2 separate regions of the Homo sapiens genome follow, and region 2 is linked to region 1. A link is a loop called in an ENCODE intact Hi-C map of the cell type or tissue named here. Cell type or tissue: IMR-90. All regions are shown on one strand. Each heading gives the region's core, and the rest is flanking DNA. Links, peaks and the distances in the headings are about the cores only.

Region 1 (8,471 bases), core at 3,089-5,588:
AAAGAGAACTTCTAGACCTCACACTGCCTGTCCTACCGTCTTTGTTTTTGTTTTTGTTTTTTAAATACATAGGCTATGCCTAGGTTTACTGTTTTTGGTTAATTATTCAACCAGTTCTAGGGTGTGTAAATTCTCTTAAACAATGAGATAGTGGGTTTGTTAAAACAAAAACAACAAAACCCTATTCATAATAGCTTTTTCCTCTAGTGCTAATTTTAAAAAAAAATAGAGAGGAAATACAACTTATAAAAAATGAACATGAAACTACATGAATAGTTACAGTATTCAAATAAACAGTCTACTTCAAATGCAATCACCAAATAAAGCCAAAACCAGTAGGAAAGAATAATCAAGAAATTTTATACAGAGATGCCTATACAAAACTCAATTCAGAGAATGAACACTGACGATCAGAGCCATGCTTCCCCATGCCAGATAACTCAGAATTAACAATAAAGAAGTATGCCAGGCAGGGCAAGGTGGCTCACGCCTGTAATCCCAGCAATTTGGGAGGCCGAGGCAGGCATATCATGAGGTCAGGAGTTCGAGACCAGTCTGACCAACATGGTGAAACCTTGTCTCTACTAAAAATACAAAAATTAGCTGGGTATGATGGTGCATACCTGTAATCCCAGCTACTCAGGAGGCTGAGGCAGGAAATCACTTGAACCCAGGAAGTGGAGGTTGCAGTGAACCAAGCTCACGCCACTGCACTCCAGCCTGGGCGACAGAGAGAGACTCTATCTCAAAAAAAAGTATGCCAGGCCCAATCAAAATGCACATTTTAATAGTAAAGAGAGCATATTATGAATCTAGGAATAAAGCTACCAACTTCAGGCAAGACAGTTAAGACAAATGGAGAGCAATAAAATAAGCTATGCAGCACAGTCAACAGGGACACAGTCTTTAGACATTATTATCAGAATACACATGTAAAAGGGAAAATTCTCCAAATGTATTTGACCATGACTGTAAAAGAAGAGAGAAGAAAAGGGGGAGCAGAGAGAGAACTAAGCTCTTGGAGGAGAATGATAAATGCAATGGCTCTATGAAACTACTGGAAATCAGAAGAGCTAAAAAAACAAACAAACAAAAAAAAGAGGACTTAAAGTGTGAACAATTCAAATATAAATTATTAGTTATAGCAATGTTAATAGTAACACTAGTATTAACAGCAGTGGTTGTGCCTTACATGACTCTTTTCTATACACTTGCAACCATGATGGGTGCATAGGCACCATTATCATCCCCAGTTCCCAGTTGAGGAAACATAGACTTGGGAAAGCTTAGGTAACTTTTCATGCTCAGTGCAGCTGTCAAGACTAGAACAGTCTCTCCATAGAAAATCCCTTCAATAACAAATTTATCTTTATGCCAACAGCATATATGCATTAGTAAATGTAGTTCAAACATCTCTGGAAGGAAAGCAAAGCTTCAAATTAGGTAGAATTTATTACCCAAGAAGCAAGACCCCTGAATCTCAGCTAGGTAAAGAAGAACTTAAAGAAACAGAGGTGCCACTTGATTTATCTCTAGAAACACAGGTAATTATAAGTGCTCCCAACAAGTTCAAAACTAACAAAAGATATACTGGCCTATACAATCTCTGCTACTTTCAGCTTTTACTCAGTACCACATAAAGAAACACAAACTTAATGACTATTAAGCTCCAAAGCAACAGAAATGGGAGTTGCCCAAATGTTTCCTTTTTGTAATGCATCAAAAGTTTACTTGGGGCAGCAAAAATATGCTCTATCTCCTAGTACATCAATTTAGAGAGAAATGCCCCTCCCCCAAAATATGCCCCACAAGCAACTGCCCACACTGATCTAAGGGTGACCACCTCTACCGTAACACATCTTTCTTACTTCCTGCCACAGTGCCTGAAATCCCACCATCAGGTTTCTCTTCAAGAATTTTCTTTTCAAAAGGAAAGTAAATATCCCCCGAATAAAGCAACAATAAAAAGTGGACAGGGGACATTATATTTGAATTCTTCAACTAATACTTTGACTAAGAAATTATGACATCGGCCTGCCACTCATGCCTCTAATCTCAGCACTCTGGGAGGCTGAGGCAGGAGGATCACTTGAGCCCAGTAGTTCGAGACCAGCTTGGACAATGTAACCAGACCCCTATCTCTAAAAAAACAGAGGGAGGGAGACAGGGAAGGAGACAGGGAGGGAGGGACTACGCCGGCTTTAAAAAGGAATGTTGTCAGTCTCCTCTTCCCTCCAAAAGGTGAAAATCCATGCTGTTGAACTACAAGTACTACCCAATAGAAGCAAAAAAGTAAAAACCTATTTTTAAGTAAATAAGTTAATGTTGCTAAAACAAACCACTTCACTTAAAACTTCTGCTACATCTTTTTTTGCAATTCCTTCAAGTGGGCCTAGAACAAAGCTTTCAGATACTACCATGTATTTAAGAGTGCCAATATTTCAACCAAAATACCCAACCCCAAAGCTCTGACTGCAAATAATAATCCAAACATGTAATTAATAGAAAAATTAGTTCCTTTTCATAGTTCTCAGAGCTGTATAATCAAATTCTAGGTGATTATATGCAGAATCTTCTAATAATCCAAACCATTCAAAAATCTTTAAGGGCTAACAATGTACATAATGTAGAGATCTAACACTTTTTCAGAGAGAAGACACCCTGCCCCCAAATGAAAAACACTCAGCTTGAAATGACACCTGTTCAGTATAATTTGAGGGGTTTTTTTTTAACTATTTTTAATTCAGCAATCCTTCATTCAACATTTGTATAATTTAAATGAAATAGTCACAGAAAATTGTAGGCCATTAGTTTGTCCCATACAAAGTCAGAAGATTAAAGAGGTCAACAGTGTACACAATATAGGATTTAATGTAGACCATGTAATTCTGGTGGCAATAACAGACACAGGCCGTGTTTCAAAATGGGAAAAATACTCTTTACTTCATGTAAGATGAACAAATTGCCTGAACTCCTACAGGAAATATAATTTAAAATACATATCACATCATTAGCAAACTGACATGTGAAACGCATGTAAATATCTTTAAATAATTTTACAAATATATAAGATAATTATCTACTGATACAGATTATATACTGATATAGGTCACCTAAAATTCACCCATTGATAGTGTACAATTTAATGTTTTTTTGGTTTATTCACAGATATGTACAACCATTACTACAGTCAATTTTAGAGCATTTTATCATCTCCTAAAGAAACCCAGTACCCTTGGGCCAGGCGCAGTGGCTCGCGCCTGTAATCCCAGCACTTTGAGAGGCCGAGGAGGGTGGATCACCTGAGGCCAGGAGTTCAAGACCAGCCTGGCCAAGATGGTGAAACCCTGTCTCTAAAAGTATGAAAATTAGACCCTGTCTCTAAAAGTATGAAAATTAGCCGGGCGTGGTGGTGGGCGCTTGTAATCCCAGCTACTTGGGAGGCTGAGGCAGGAGAATCGCTTGAACCTAGGGGGCGGAGGTTGCAGTGAGCCGTGATCGCGCCACTTCACTCCAGCCTGGGCCAGACAGCGAGAATCTGTCTCAAAAAAACAAAAAACAAAAAAACAAAAAAAACCTGTACCCTTTAGCTATCATTCCCTGACCCTATATCTATATGTGAATATTTAAGTGCTAAACTGTTAAGTACCCAGGACATGGCAATCAAGTACCCAGGACATGGCAATCATACTCGGTTATAAGCTTAAAAGCTCTAAATTTGTTGTCCTTTTCTTAACAGTAATTTAGTAGAAATTCAGTCTAAATTTGCTCCTTATGCCTCAAGGATCACAGTTTTATCCATTCTCTTCCACAAGACTCTTCAGATAATTCCTGTTTATGAAAAGGGGGACCAAGGCAATCAAAACTCTGAAGTATGTCCCTCTCACACACAAATGCATGCTGCTTCGCACCTACCAACAATTAAATGAAAATAAAGACAAAGCCTGTAAACACATTTTAAAATGTCTTAGTCGATACTATCTACGTGACAAACAGTAACCACCCTCATTCTATAGCATGTGACTTTCTTGTGTTTAGAAAGGTAGAATCAGGCTCCAATTCCAACTTTGCTGAACAGGGCCTTAAAGAATGTTAGACACTTTCTTCCTCCACCCACATTAAATATACACCCCCTAAAACTGTTGATTCACCGGATTCTCAGCTGCCAAAGAAAGTAGACTAGCTTAGTGTTTGACATTTCCTTTTGGCAGTCATTAGTCCTTAATGTGTCACTGTCTAGAGGCTAAACCGAATAGTTTTATTCATTTCTACTTTAGCAGCTCATTTTCGTGGGCCTAAGAAAATGTATCAAAGGCTAAATCCACCCTAGAAGAAAGTTGCCAATCTAAGATTTTATGACACAAAAATAACAATATGATCAAAACATCTCTTTCCACAAGCCCCGTATTGCTCAAGTCTGATTCAGTCCTGGCTCCTTCGGCAGTAACTTTATACACAGGAGCAAATTAAAGGGAGAAAAACAAACATTTCAAACACCTAGGACAATGTCAGTGAGCCACCTACTAATGGGGAAAGAAGACTGCTTCTAGCCAGTTATGCTTATTAAATAGTTTTTCATTCCCACCAAGCCAAGAGGTTTGCTGTCTCCTGCACACTAATTAATTTTTGACTCTAAATCTTTGTTTTAACCTTAGCCCACTCCCCAGAGCCAATGAATGCCAATCTTTTCTTTCTTTGTATATCCTACTTACTATACATAATTCTATACTTGCTCTAGTGCTTTATAATAATAAAATAATAGGTAATTTTTTAAAATCTCCATTACTAGCATTATCTAAGCCAGATCTTCTCAATTCTTACTTTCGTCCCCTAAAAAAGAACACCAAAGAAAAGGAAAGAGACAGACAATGGTAGATTTAGAGTCAAACAAAGCTCCCTATGTCTTTTAACAACCAACAACCAAAGTGAGGAATCTAAAATTATACTGGCCAACAAAATAGTGTTACAGCCACCTAAAATTGTGTTGAGGCAAATTCTCAAGCATAGGAAACCTGAAGACAGCAAGCTAACCCCTCCACCAAAAAACACCTGATTACTGCCATTTATTAAATTCAATTCAATCAAAGTCTAGTGAACAATGTAAACATCACTACTAAATTATATAAAAGTCAAGCAGCTAAGAGACAAAAGGTTTCGTACTATACAAGACAGAACTTTAAAAATATGACTCTGGGGCCAGGTGCGGTGGCTTGTGTCTATAATCCCAGCACTTGGGCATGCCGAGGCAGGTGGATCGCTTGAGTCCAGGAATGTGAGACCAGCCTGAGCAACACAGCAAAACCCCATCTCTACTTTTATTTTTAAAATTTTAAAAATTTTTAAATTTTTAAAATGCTCTGCCTATGGAGTGGCCATTCTTTATTCCTTTGCTTTCCACAAACTTGCTTCCACTTTGGTTTAAAAAGAAAAATTAAATTACTTGGGGAAGGGCCAAGTCTCCAAAAAAAGCCTTAAGAATTGCACAATGGAATGCCTAGATGAATAGGCAATGATCACTTTTGACCTTCTAAAAAAAGTGCTTACTTTTAATTTAGCCAAGAAAATTCTGCACTGTTCAGTAACTACAGTAGACTCCTTTTGGGGGAATCCAGAAACCCAAATTGAATACAGTGACAAAGGGTTTTACTTCAAGGACACATATACAGAAGAACCCAAGTACAGCTGGGCCACTGCCCCTAGAAGCGGCCATACAGGAAGCCCAGGACACTCCTCTTAGCTGGCTATCCCATTCTCCAATCTCAAATGCCTGACCCATTCTCACCCTCTTTGCTGCCTATCTAATTCATAGCTGCTACTCAGCCATAAGTTCACTTTGTCAAGACCCCTATGACCCTGGCTCTACATAATGGCATCATTTCCTTTTTCAGTTTCCATTACTAATTGCATCATTTTCCCATTATTTACCCATACAAATCCCCAAGAGAATCTAATTGGCTTAAGAATCAGCATAGGCACCAGCCAGCCTATAAAATGGAGAGTGAGAAGAGGACTGAGTGGGATAAAACAAGGCCTTCCAGGGGTTGCAAAGCATGCAAATGCCCTCCGAAGGGTGTACATATGGCAAGGACTGTGCTCTCAGACATCTAACATGCTAACACCTACTCAACTAACCATCATGGTGATGACATGTCCTTTAAAAAAAAAAATTATTATGAGTTTTTTCTAACATAACCACCAAAAGGATTGAGAATACTAAATGAACTCCCTCACTTAACCATTACCAAACTTTAAAAATCATCAACTTTCTGCTTTCTTGTTTCATTTATCACCTTTCCATTGGTTTTTCTGCTGGAATGTTTTTAAACAAATCATACATCTCACTCTGTAAGGAATTATCTTGTATGTAACCATTCCTCCTAAACCAACTTTCATATCTGTTCAAATCTTGAGGGTTAAGGATAATTCACACTTGATCAATACCTTAAATCCAAAATATACAATTATTGCTGTTTATTAACATAACCCCCAAATTAGTGTAATTCCAGGTTCAGAGTGGTTTTAAGAAAATGGTTAATGGAGCATTGGATAGAAAAACCTAGTTGAAAAGAGTAGTTTGATTTTTAACCTCTACAGTTGGCCAATATGAAAGCCCTGTAGAAAGCAAGTAAGAGGTGGCCAATGGTGTCAGGTGTTTTTTAACTGCCATGATTAGAAATTTTAATTTTAAAATTGGATTTTTATCTGAACGCTACAACATTTAATATTGCTTTGAAAAAGAAAACTCAAACAAATTTCTTAACCCATTTAGGCCTGGTGTTCCATTACTGCAACGCTAAGCTTCTGGGAGCTATTTATATCCTACTGCTCAAGGTCATCATCAAGGTCTGATTTTCCACAACAAAAAATTTGCAACCTCTGGCATAAATGGGTTAGAGCCTTGAGTCTGTTTCCTTAACTGAAAAACTTTAACGGCATAAGAAAAACCAGTTTTGAAAAGGTGAGGGAGGTGAGAGGATCCTTTATCACAACAGAAATCACTAAATAGTATATATTAATGGCCAATTTTAGAAAACAAACAATTTTCCTATATACAGTGGCTTCGGCTATTTTTCAGCAAAAATACAGAATCTTCAAAGTAACATAAACAATATGCTCTGCTCCTGGCAACAAGTGTGTTTATTAGTATGAGCTTAAAAGATTACAGTTCAGTATTACTGGTCTTTGTGTGAAAAATGAAGTCTCATTCTGTTTCCCAGGCTGGAGTGCAGTGGTGCCATCATGGCTCACTGCAGCCTCAACTTCCCGGGCTCAGGCTCTCCTCTTACCTCAGCCTCCCGAGTAGCTGGAACTACAGGTGTGTGCCACCATGCTCGGCTAATTCTTAATATTTTTATAGAGATAGAGTTTTGCCATGTTGCCCCGGCCGGTATAATTTTTCTAATAAAATATCTCAGGTCATTTTATACCAGGAAATAGTAAGCAATATTCTTACAGACACAAGAGCAAGGGCAAGCCAAAACATTAATCTTTTCACTCCTAGAAGATGACTTTCATGTTTGAATCTATAAAACCAGTAATTCTCTCTCAAAGCAAGGAGAAGTAATTCAGGCTAATATGTTCCAGTGTTAAATTTAAAGGACGGTTAGCCCTTAAGGAAGCCTTGAAATACGATGTCACACTGTATTCAACTTGGTAGATTATTATAAACTGCAAACATTAAAGTGTCTTCAACTGGGGTTAAAACCAGAGCAGGAGGCCAATCATTTCAAAACATCTGAAAGTAATACTTGTAGGATATTTACTGACCAGATGTTATTTCAGCATAAAGTAACTCAAAGGAAATATCTTCCTTATGTTTCCAAATTATGACATTACAAAAAGCCCTAATGGCAGTTTTGAGAGAATGACCAAATGGAATTGGTGCCCAACAGTCTTTGGTTCTATATATCCAATATTCCTCTTCAAAACAGGCCTGGTGCAGTGGCTCATGTCTGTAATACCAGCATTTTGGGAGGCCAAGGCAGGTTGATCACCTGAGGTCAGGAGTTCAAGACCAGCCTGGTCAACATGGTGAAACCCCATCTCTACTAAAAATACAAAAATTAGCCGGGCGTGGTAGCGGGCGCCTGTAATCCCAGCTACTCAGGAGGCTGAGGCAGGAGAATCACTTGAATCCAGGAGGCAGAAGTTGCAGTCAGCCGAGATCACACCATTGCACTCCAGCCCAGGTGACAGAGGGAAACTCCATCTCAAAAAATAAATAAATACATACATACATATATACATACAACATAATAAAATAAAATAAGCAAGCCATTGAGTTGCTGGCAAGGACTTCATTAGCAGTCATCAGATATGAACAAAGATTCAACTGAAAATGAATAAAATAATCCCATCTAAGAATAAAAACATATTCCACAGACTTGTGCCCTTCTAAGTTGGCATTATGACTGAGAAATATATCAACCAAAGAGGCAACTTTCAACACAGCAGGTCTGAAGTCAGAAAGG
Region 2 (8,471 bases), core at 3,698-6,197, 48 kb after region 1:
TTTCTTTGTTGCACATTCATCTTTGTTGTGTTGAATAATCTTTCAATTATTCAATTCTGTCAAGTAGTTCATGTGGGTTTATCACTAGGAGAAAAGGAAGCAACACAACTACACACTTTGCATAAACTGAACAGATTTGCAGGGAACTATCACCAACAGACTTTGAAAGAAGTGACATGACTGGTCATGATGCACATCGGTTATTTATGCAGCTATTTGTACACTTAAAAGCTAGCAGCGAAGTTTGTACAGCCACCCTTGAACAACACAGTTTGGGTTTGAATTGCATGGGTTTATTTATACGTGGATTTTGTTCAATAAGCATATTGAAAATTGTTTCAGAGATTTGCAACAATTTGAAAAAAACTCATCATGTAATCCAGAAGTACCAAAAAATTAAGAGAAAGTTAGGTATATCATGAATGCATAAAATATCTGTAGATACTAGCCTATTTTATCATGTACTACCATAAATATACACAAACCTATCACAGAAAGTTAACCAATCAAAACTTATGCACACAAACACAGGCCGTACATGGTGCCATTCGCAGTCAAGGGAAATATAATCAAACATAAAATTAATTGTAGTACACACTGTACTACTGTAATAATTTTGTAGCCATCTCCTATTGCTATTGCAGTATGGTCAAGTATTGTGAATATCCACTTAAAATGCCATATGATGCATCTGCATGCGATGCTAATCATCTCCACCTGAGCAGTTCACAGCCAGTAAATTGCATGACAGTGAAAAGTGATCATTCGTAGTTCTCATTCATCATGTTTAGTACAACACTCAAAACATTGAGAAACACCATGAAGCTAATACAAAGTGCCACTAGTGATGCTGGAAGTACTACCAAGAGGTAAAGAAAAGTCATGACATTGTAAGAAAAAGCCGAACTGCCTGATACATACTGTGAATTGAAGTCTGCAGCTGTGGTTGCAGGCATGAGCCACCGTGCCCACCCTTCTGTTGCACTTTTTTTTTTTAGACGGAGTTTTGCTCTTGTTGCCCAGGCTGGAATGCAGTGGCGCGATCTCAGCTCACTGCAACCTCCGTCTCCCAGGTTCAAGTGATTCTCCTGCCTCAGCCTCCCGAATAGCTCGGATTACAGGCATGCGCCACCATGCCTGGCTAATTTTTCTATTCTTTTTTTTTCAATAGAGACAGGGTTTCTCCATGTTGGTCAGGCTGGTCTCGAACTCCTGACCTCAGGTGATCTGCCTGCCTTGGCCTCCCAAAGTGCTGGGATTACAGGTGTGAGCCACTGCACCTGGCCTTCTGCTGCACTTTTTAATGGCATTTGGGAACCCTTCTCTTGGTCAGCAGAAGCTGCTTCCCCTGTTATCTTGACATTTTTAAAGCCACATCTCTCTTAAAGTATCAAACCATCCCTTGCTGGCATTAAATTCTTCAACTCTAGATCTTTCACCTCCCTTTTGCTTTAAATTGTCATATAATGACTTTGCTTTTTCTCGAATCTTACTAGTCTATAGGTATGCCTTTCTTATAGCAGCCCTGCACCCACACAGAAGCTGCATTTTATCTTGTGTTGACAAGATAAAATTATTTTCATAAAAAGTGCAGGGGTTTTCATGCTTGCTGCTGTAGCAGCTACAGCTTCATGGATTTTCTTTTTTTACAGTGGTCTGCTGAATTCATTTATCAGGAGTTCAAAACCAGCCTGGCCAACATGGCAAAACCCCGTCTCTACTAAAAATACTAAATTTAGCTGGGTGTGGTGGCGAGCACTTGTAATCCCAGCTACTGGAGAGGCTGAGACACGAGAATCGATTGAACCCAGGAGGCAGAGGTTGCAGTGAGCCGAGATGGCACCACTGCACTCCAGACTGGGCGACAGAGCAAGACTCTGTCTCTAAATACACACATACACACACACATACATACATACATACATACATACATACATACATCTACATCTACTCTAATTTATTTTAGCTCACAGCCCTAATGACAAATCCTTAATTTCATGGCTAACATAAAGTATTAGTAATGAAAAAATACATCAGAAACACACTGTATAATGGGTTAAAATATTCACACTTTCTCCATCAGCAAAACTATAAACAAGTATATAAATAAGCCCCCAGCTAAAAATGAGGTCCTCAAACTTCTGAATGGTCATCCTTACAAAAAAAAAAAAAATGACACTAAGACTAACTTGAGATGTTTAATAAGTTTCATTTCAAAATTAAATGTAAAAAGAACCCATGCTCAAAACCTTGCTTAAAAAAATTGTAAAAAGGAATCAACAACTTTTTTTTCCTCCATCTCTCATGTCTCTTAAAAGAACTCTAAAAATAAAAAAAGATGGCCAGGTATGGTGGTCACGCCTGTAATCCCAGCACTTTGGAAGGCCGAGGTGGGTGGATCACCTGAAGTCAGGAGTTCGAGACCAGTCTGACCAACATGGCAAAACCCCATCTCTACTAAAAGTACAAAATTAGCCAGGCGTGGTGGCACATGCCTGTAATCCCACCTACTCAGGAGGCAGAGGCAGGAGAATTGCCTGAACCCGGAAGGCAGAGGTTGCAGTGAACCGAGGTCACGCCATTGCACTCCAGCCTGGGCAACAAGAGCGAAACTCTGTCTAAAAAAACAAAATGTGGCAGAAGGCTGGGCACGATGGCTCAGCACTTTGGGAGGCTGAGGGTAGGGGATTACTTGAGATCAGAGGTTCAAGACCAGAACTACTAAAAAATAATAATACAAAAATTAGCCAGGCACAGTGGCCTGGGTGACAGAGTAAGACTCCATCTCAAAAAAAATTTTTTTTAATAAAAAAAATTAAAAATTTAAAAAGATACCTGTTAGTTTAAATTTATAAGATATCAAAAGTGCTCTCTGCACACAAAAGGGCAAACTGGGGAAACTGAGGTAGACAGGAACTATATCCAAGATCGCACGGTTGTAAAACCTGACTTTGTCCCAGCTGTTTCCAGTCAACTACACTACATCTACTAACAAAGGAGATGAAACTTAAGAGAGCTCAATACTACTGTACCATCTGCCATGAAATAAAATCTGTCATCCCCTGATGTTCTCTCCTGAGCTGGGAATAAAATAAGTTCCTCTGGAGTTTAAAACAAAGACAATGGGCAATTATAAAGTAAACAAACAAACAAAAAAACCCACAATTCTTTATTAGGAGAAGACAAAATCAAGAAGTTTTTGAAGCATCAAATATCATGAGTAAATTCCCCTGAAAGCAACCAAACTTTATAAAGTTACGGGGAAAGGATAGGCTTGGAAAATATTTGGGTGATGGATAAAAAAAACAAAAGGCTTGTTTGTTTTAACCTGAACCTGTTACATTGCTCCTTTAAAACAAAGAATGCTATGAAGTAATGTTAATGAATATAACTACTTCTCTCCCAGAACACTACTTGGTGTAGATGAAATAAGGTATTGGAACTGGGTCTAAATCCAGCTTCGATATTTGGCAGCTGTGTTACTTTGGGTTGTTTTATCTCTAGCTGTTTTCTTTTCTGTAAAATGAGTACACATCTCCCATACCTTACTCAGTTGTTTTGAAAATTAAATGAAATAATATATGCAAAGCTCAACAAATACTTCTGTGCCCCCTTCTATTTTTCCATCTACTTTTTCCAGTTTTTAAACCTATTTAGAACATGTCATTATCCACACACCAGCTGTTTCTTACCTTTTTAGAAATAAAGTCATGATACCAAGTTTCCTAAAGGACAGAGGAAATGTTAGCTTTTAATTTTAAATGCTGAAGCTGTAAAGGATGAGGGGAGCTTCCTTCACTCCACTGTCTATAGTGCAGAAAGTAGTAATAATTGTTCCTTTTGTGCTAATAGCTACAACCAAAGCTTGCTGTGCCTTACGTTTTTCCAACTGCTTTTTTTAAATTTTTTTTTTAGCAGTTTTTTTGTTTTGTTTTGTTTCATTTTGTTTTAAAGAAGTTCTCAAGTCAAGCTGGGATTCCTTCCAGTTCTCAGGAACTGGTCATCTTCCTCATCTATCCCATTTACAGTGTCACATCCCAAAATTCTACAGTATACTACAAAAGAAAGGTTCCCAACCACAACGTAATGGCTCAGAAATCCAGCTATGGAAACATCTCTACTGCCTGTAAAAGTCCTCCAAAAACCTCAATAAATAGGGCAAAGTTATATCTCCTTCCCCAAAATAATACTAAGGATACTTTTAAATAGCTTCTTCACCAGAACCTTTCTACCTTTAAGGTCCAGAAAAAATATTTTTGCCAGCCCAGTAGAGAAACACAGCTTATCTTCGATAAATTATACAATCTGCCCCCACCCAGGTATCTTCATTAATGGAAATGATTTTCATTTCCACTTTAAATAGCAGATATATAACAATCTGTACTGCACAGTGAGAATGGAGATCACAATGTGTTTATGTCCTGGGAAAGGGATGGGATGGTAAACACTACAACCAACACATACCAAAATATCGACAGAGCTTAATCATAAGGTGGTACAGCCTGATGGGTGATTGTTTATTGTTTATTTTTACTTTCTATAGTGAATATACTTTTATATAAAAAAAGTTTTTAAATGATAAAAATGCCAATATCTTTAGTTTGTGTGTATGATAATAAAACTCAGGCTTCAAATTTTCTTTTTTCTGAAGTATAAAAATCCCATGGCTGCTAGTTCATGCAAAAATGAAAAAGTAAAACTTGCACATATTACAAAATCTTTCTGTAAAAGCTTATAAAGTCAGCTAACTAGAGGGGTTTTATCCAAAATAAGAGTAAGCCAAGTGGTAAAATAAATGGGTATCTGTAGCCCCAATCTCATTTTTAAAATTTTCTGTAGAGTTGCTGCAGGGAAGAAGATTCAATGGTTACACAGACCTTAGGTAGGCATTTCTTAAACAGAACATTTTACAGGAGCATATTGTTTGTTATCAACTGCCAAATCCAAAAGAGAAAAGAGATTTTAAAGACATCCACCTGAATATGCTTCTGCAAACCAGCAAAAACAGCCCTGCGCTAAAATGACAAAAGCTTCCAGGAGAAGAGTTAGACACCATCAACTATCTTAAACATGTTCAAATTACTCATTTCAGGATCAGTTTCATGAGCATACTTGGAATTCCAACTCTCCCTTCTCCCACTGATTTCCCAGATAACCTTGCTCAAGTAACTTTGTTCTCTTTATCTCAAAATGATTTTAACTATCTAAAACCTTTTATTTCTTCTCAGATACCTACTACTTTTTTTTTTTTTTTTGAGACGGAGTCTCGCTCAGTCGCTCAGGCTGGAGTGCAGTGGCGCGATCTAGGCTCACTGCAAGCTCCACCTCCCGGGTTCACGCCATTCTCCTGCCTTAGCCTCCCCAGTAGCTGGGACTACAGGTGCCCGCCACCGCGCCTGGCTAATTTTTTGTATTTTTAGTAGAGATGGGGTTTCACCGTGGTCTCGATCTCCTGACCTCATTATCCGCCTGCCTTGGCCTCCCAAAGTGCTGGGATTACAGGCATGAGCCACCGCACCCAGCCGATACATACTTCTTAACAATAGGAGCCTTCAGTCTTTAAAGTAAAAAACTAGGATTGTAACTATTTATTAATACTATACTCCTTTGAAAATGTGAAAAGTGAATAAAACTCTTGACATAACAGTATTAAAGAGAAGTCTTTAGTTTGCTGGTATAAAATAATGTTCTTAAATCATATTACTCTCTAGAGGATAGTGTTCAGCCATTAAAAATTATGTTGTAGAAGAATACTTAATATTACAGAAAGATGTTCAGGATCCATTAAATGAAAAAAAGCAAATGACATAATCAAACCCAACATATCTCTACCCACGTGAGCATATTCACAGAAGACAAACTGGAAAGCATTTAGGACAAAAATGTTAACCATTAGTTTCATCTCTAGGATACAAAATTGTAAGTTTTCATTTTTTTTCTTTTTGCTCTTACTATCAAAACACATGTTCACTGCAGAAAATTAACGCTCATTTTAAAACCGTTTTTAATTCTACCCAGGGAGTAGAACTAGAGGAAGAAAAAAAAAAGAGAGAAAGTAACCAACATCACAGGCAAGCCTATAATAAAACTGCCCTGTACTTAACAGCTTGGCATCTTTTTACACAGTGTTTTACAGAGTAAAAAACATCCAGCCCTGGATTTAATGAATGCCCAAAACTTCCCTACCATGAGATTCCTAACTCTTGAAAGTTACTTTTTGGTGCTTTAGCTCCAAAACCTACTGATAAACCTACTTTATACCAAATTCTCTTAAATACATCTGATTTGATTAAGGGATCTCACCAACAAGTGATAGCTTTTTTCTTTTTTCTTTTTTTTTTCTGAGACAGAGTCTCGCTGTCGCCCAGGCTGGAGTGCCGTGGCACAATCTCGGCTCACTGCAATCTCCGCCTCCTGAGTTCAAGCAATTCTCCTGCCTCAGCCTCCAGAGTAGCTGGGATTACAGATGTGCGCCAACACGCCCAGCTAATTTTTATATTTTTAGTAGACGGGGTCTCACCATGTTGGTCAGGCTGGTCTCAAACCCCTGACCTCGTGATCCACCCACCTCGGCCTCCCAAAGTGCTGGGATTACAGGCATGAGCCACCATGACTGGCCAGCTCTTTTTTTTTTTTTTTTTTTTTTTGAGAGTCTCACTCCTTCACCTAGGGTGGTGGTGGTGTGCAGTGGCGCAACCTTGGCTTATTGCAAGCTTCACCTCCCGAGTTCAAGTGATTCTCCCACCTCAGCCACTTGAGTAGATGGGGCTACAGGTGAGTGCTACCACATCTGGCTAATTTTTGTATTTTCAGTAGAGACAGAGTTTCACCATGTTGGTCAGGCTGGTCTCGAACTCCTGACCTCAGGTGATCTACCTGCCTCAGCCTCCCAAAGTGCTGGAATTACAGGCGTGGGCCTGATAACTATTTTCATCTGTTATTCCACCAACTTTCATTTTACAACATAATAAAATAACAGGACCAAGACTTCACAAAATTATCTCCTAACTTCAAGATAATCCAAAGTTAATATATGTTTCCTACCCCATCCCATCTCCATGTCCCACCACTCCCACCCAGCCAAATTTTAATTCATTTTCTATGATCTGGTAATAAAATGTTTTCCACACTTGTCAATATAGATGCAAATTGGCAATACAGATGCAAAGAATAATAGACTTCATAACACAGCCCTTATAAGAAGGAACCAAATGGTAGTATATATTTGGCATAACCCACGTGCCCTATGACATGAGGATGATCCTGAATAACACACTTTAATCTTCTCAATCAAGCCTTCCATTTATCAAGGAGGGATATTTGGTAAAAACAGACCCCTAGATGATATCCCTGTAAGTACAGATAAACTGAGAATAACTCAAAGAATCCCTGACAGATGCCTTAAGAGAACTTTCTGGGATGCAGTTGTTTTTTTGTTTTTTTTTTAAATCCACACAACTGTTTATCTTTTGAAAGAAAAGAGGCCAGGCCCAGTGGCTCATGCCTGTAATCCCAGCACTTTGGGAGGCCAAGGCAGGCCGATCACCTGAGGTCAGGAGTTCAAGACCAGCCTGGCCAACATGCCAAAACCCTGTCTCTACTAAAAATACAAAATTAGCCAGGCATGGTGGCGGGTGCTGGCAATCCCAGCTACTTGGGAGGCTGAGGCAGGAGAATCACTTGAACCCGGGAGGCGGAGGTTGCAGTGAGCCGAGATTGCACCACTGCACTTCAGCCTGGGCGACAGAGCAAGACTCCGTCTTAAAAAAAAAAAAAAAAAAAAAAATCAACCCAGGAAATAAACATTTAATATGAAGTTATTTAAATACTATAAGCCCATCTGAATCAGAGCAAGCCTAGAAAACCTCTTAACTTCCCCCCCTTCCCCATCCCCTGAGGGTAAGGAAAGAAGCTTTGAAATTTCTTTTTCCAGTTGACAGACAGAATGGATTTAAAAAAAAGTTAAAATAAAGTAACACACATATTCATGTTCTCATTTTCCTTACTAATTCAAGTGTGCCCTGCTGCTATTCAGAAACACTCCAAAGAGAGGCACTTACTTCCTGATTACACATTCAAATAAATGCATAACATGCATTTCAACTTGGAATCACTTTCTTAAGAAATTAACTAGTAGAAATCATGTTACTGCAACATCATGGTTGAAGTCATGCCAAAACTAAAATTTTAATACCTAAAATAACTTCCTCAGCTACACTGACTGTACAAATATATTAAGGCAGTAATATTACCCACTGTAACTCATAAATATTATTATCCTGGTTAGTGTTATTTATTTTTGTGAGCTTAACAGGACAGACTTTTTAATAAAAGGGGAAAAAATGAACCACTTCAAAATGACATTAGAATGTAATAACTTCACTCTTCTTTCCTCAATTCCAAGCTGGCTACAGCAGAACACAAGTCTCTGCAAAGCAGCATATGCTCACACAAGGGTAGTGATCCAGAAG

What was found. A loop is a pair of places that touch in the nucleus more often than their neighbours do. Peaks named below come from ENCODE experiments on the same cell type or tissue, not always from the same donor. Only the 100,000 strongest peaks of a DNase experiment are listed, where the experiment ranks them.
Region 2: it touches region 1 in a loop (2.2-fold over the local background); 1 of 110 quality-filtered maps calls a loop at or near these places.

The regions. Positions count from the first base shown.
Region 1 is chr5:138,841,019-138,849,489 of GRCh38, reverse strand. The region is part of intron 7 of CTNNA1 (catenin alpha 1); the gene reads right to left. Among named protein-coding and RNA genes, the nearest start is that of LRRTM2, 30 kb to the left of the region's middle. In IMR-90, for the core only: no CTCF peak of the experiment used is centred there; a DNase peak (open chromatin) is centred at 4,139; H3K27ac peaks cover 638 bases.
Region 2 is chr5:138,793,328-138,801,798 of GRCh38, reverse strand. All of the region lies in intron 3 of CTNNA1 (catenin alpha 1), which reads right to left. Among named protein-coding and RNA genes, the nearest start is that of CTNNA1-AS1, 44 kb to the right of the region's middle. In IMR-90, for the core only: no CTCF peak of the experiment used is centred there; a DNase peak (open chromatin) is centred at 5,108.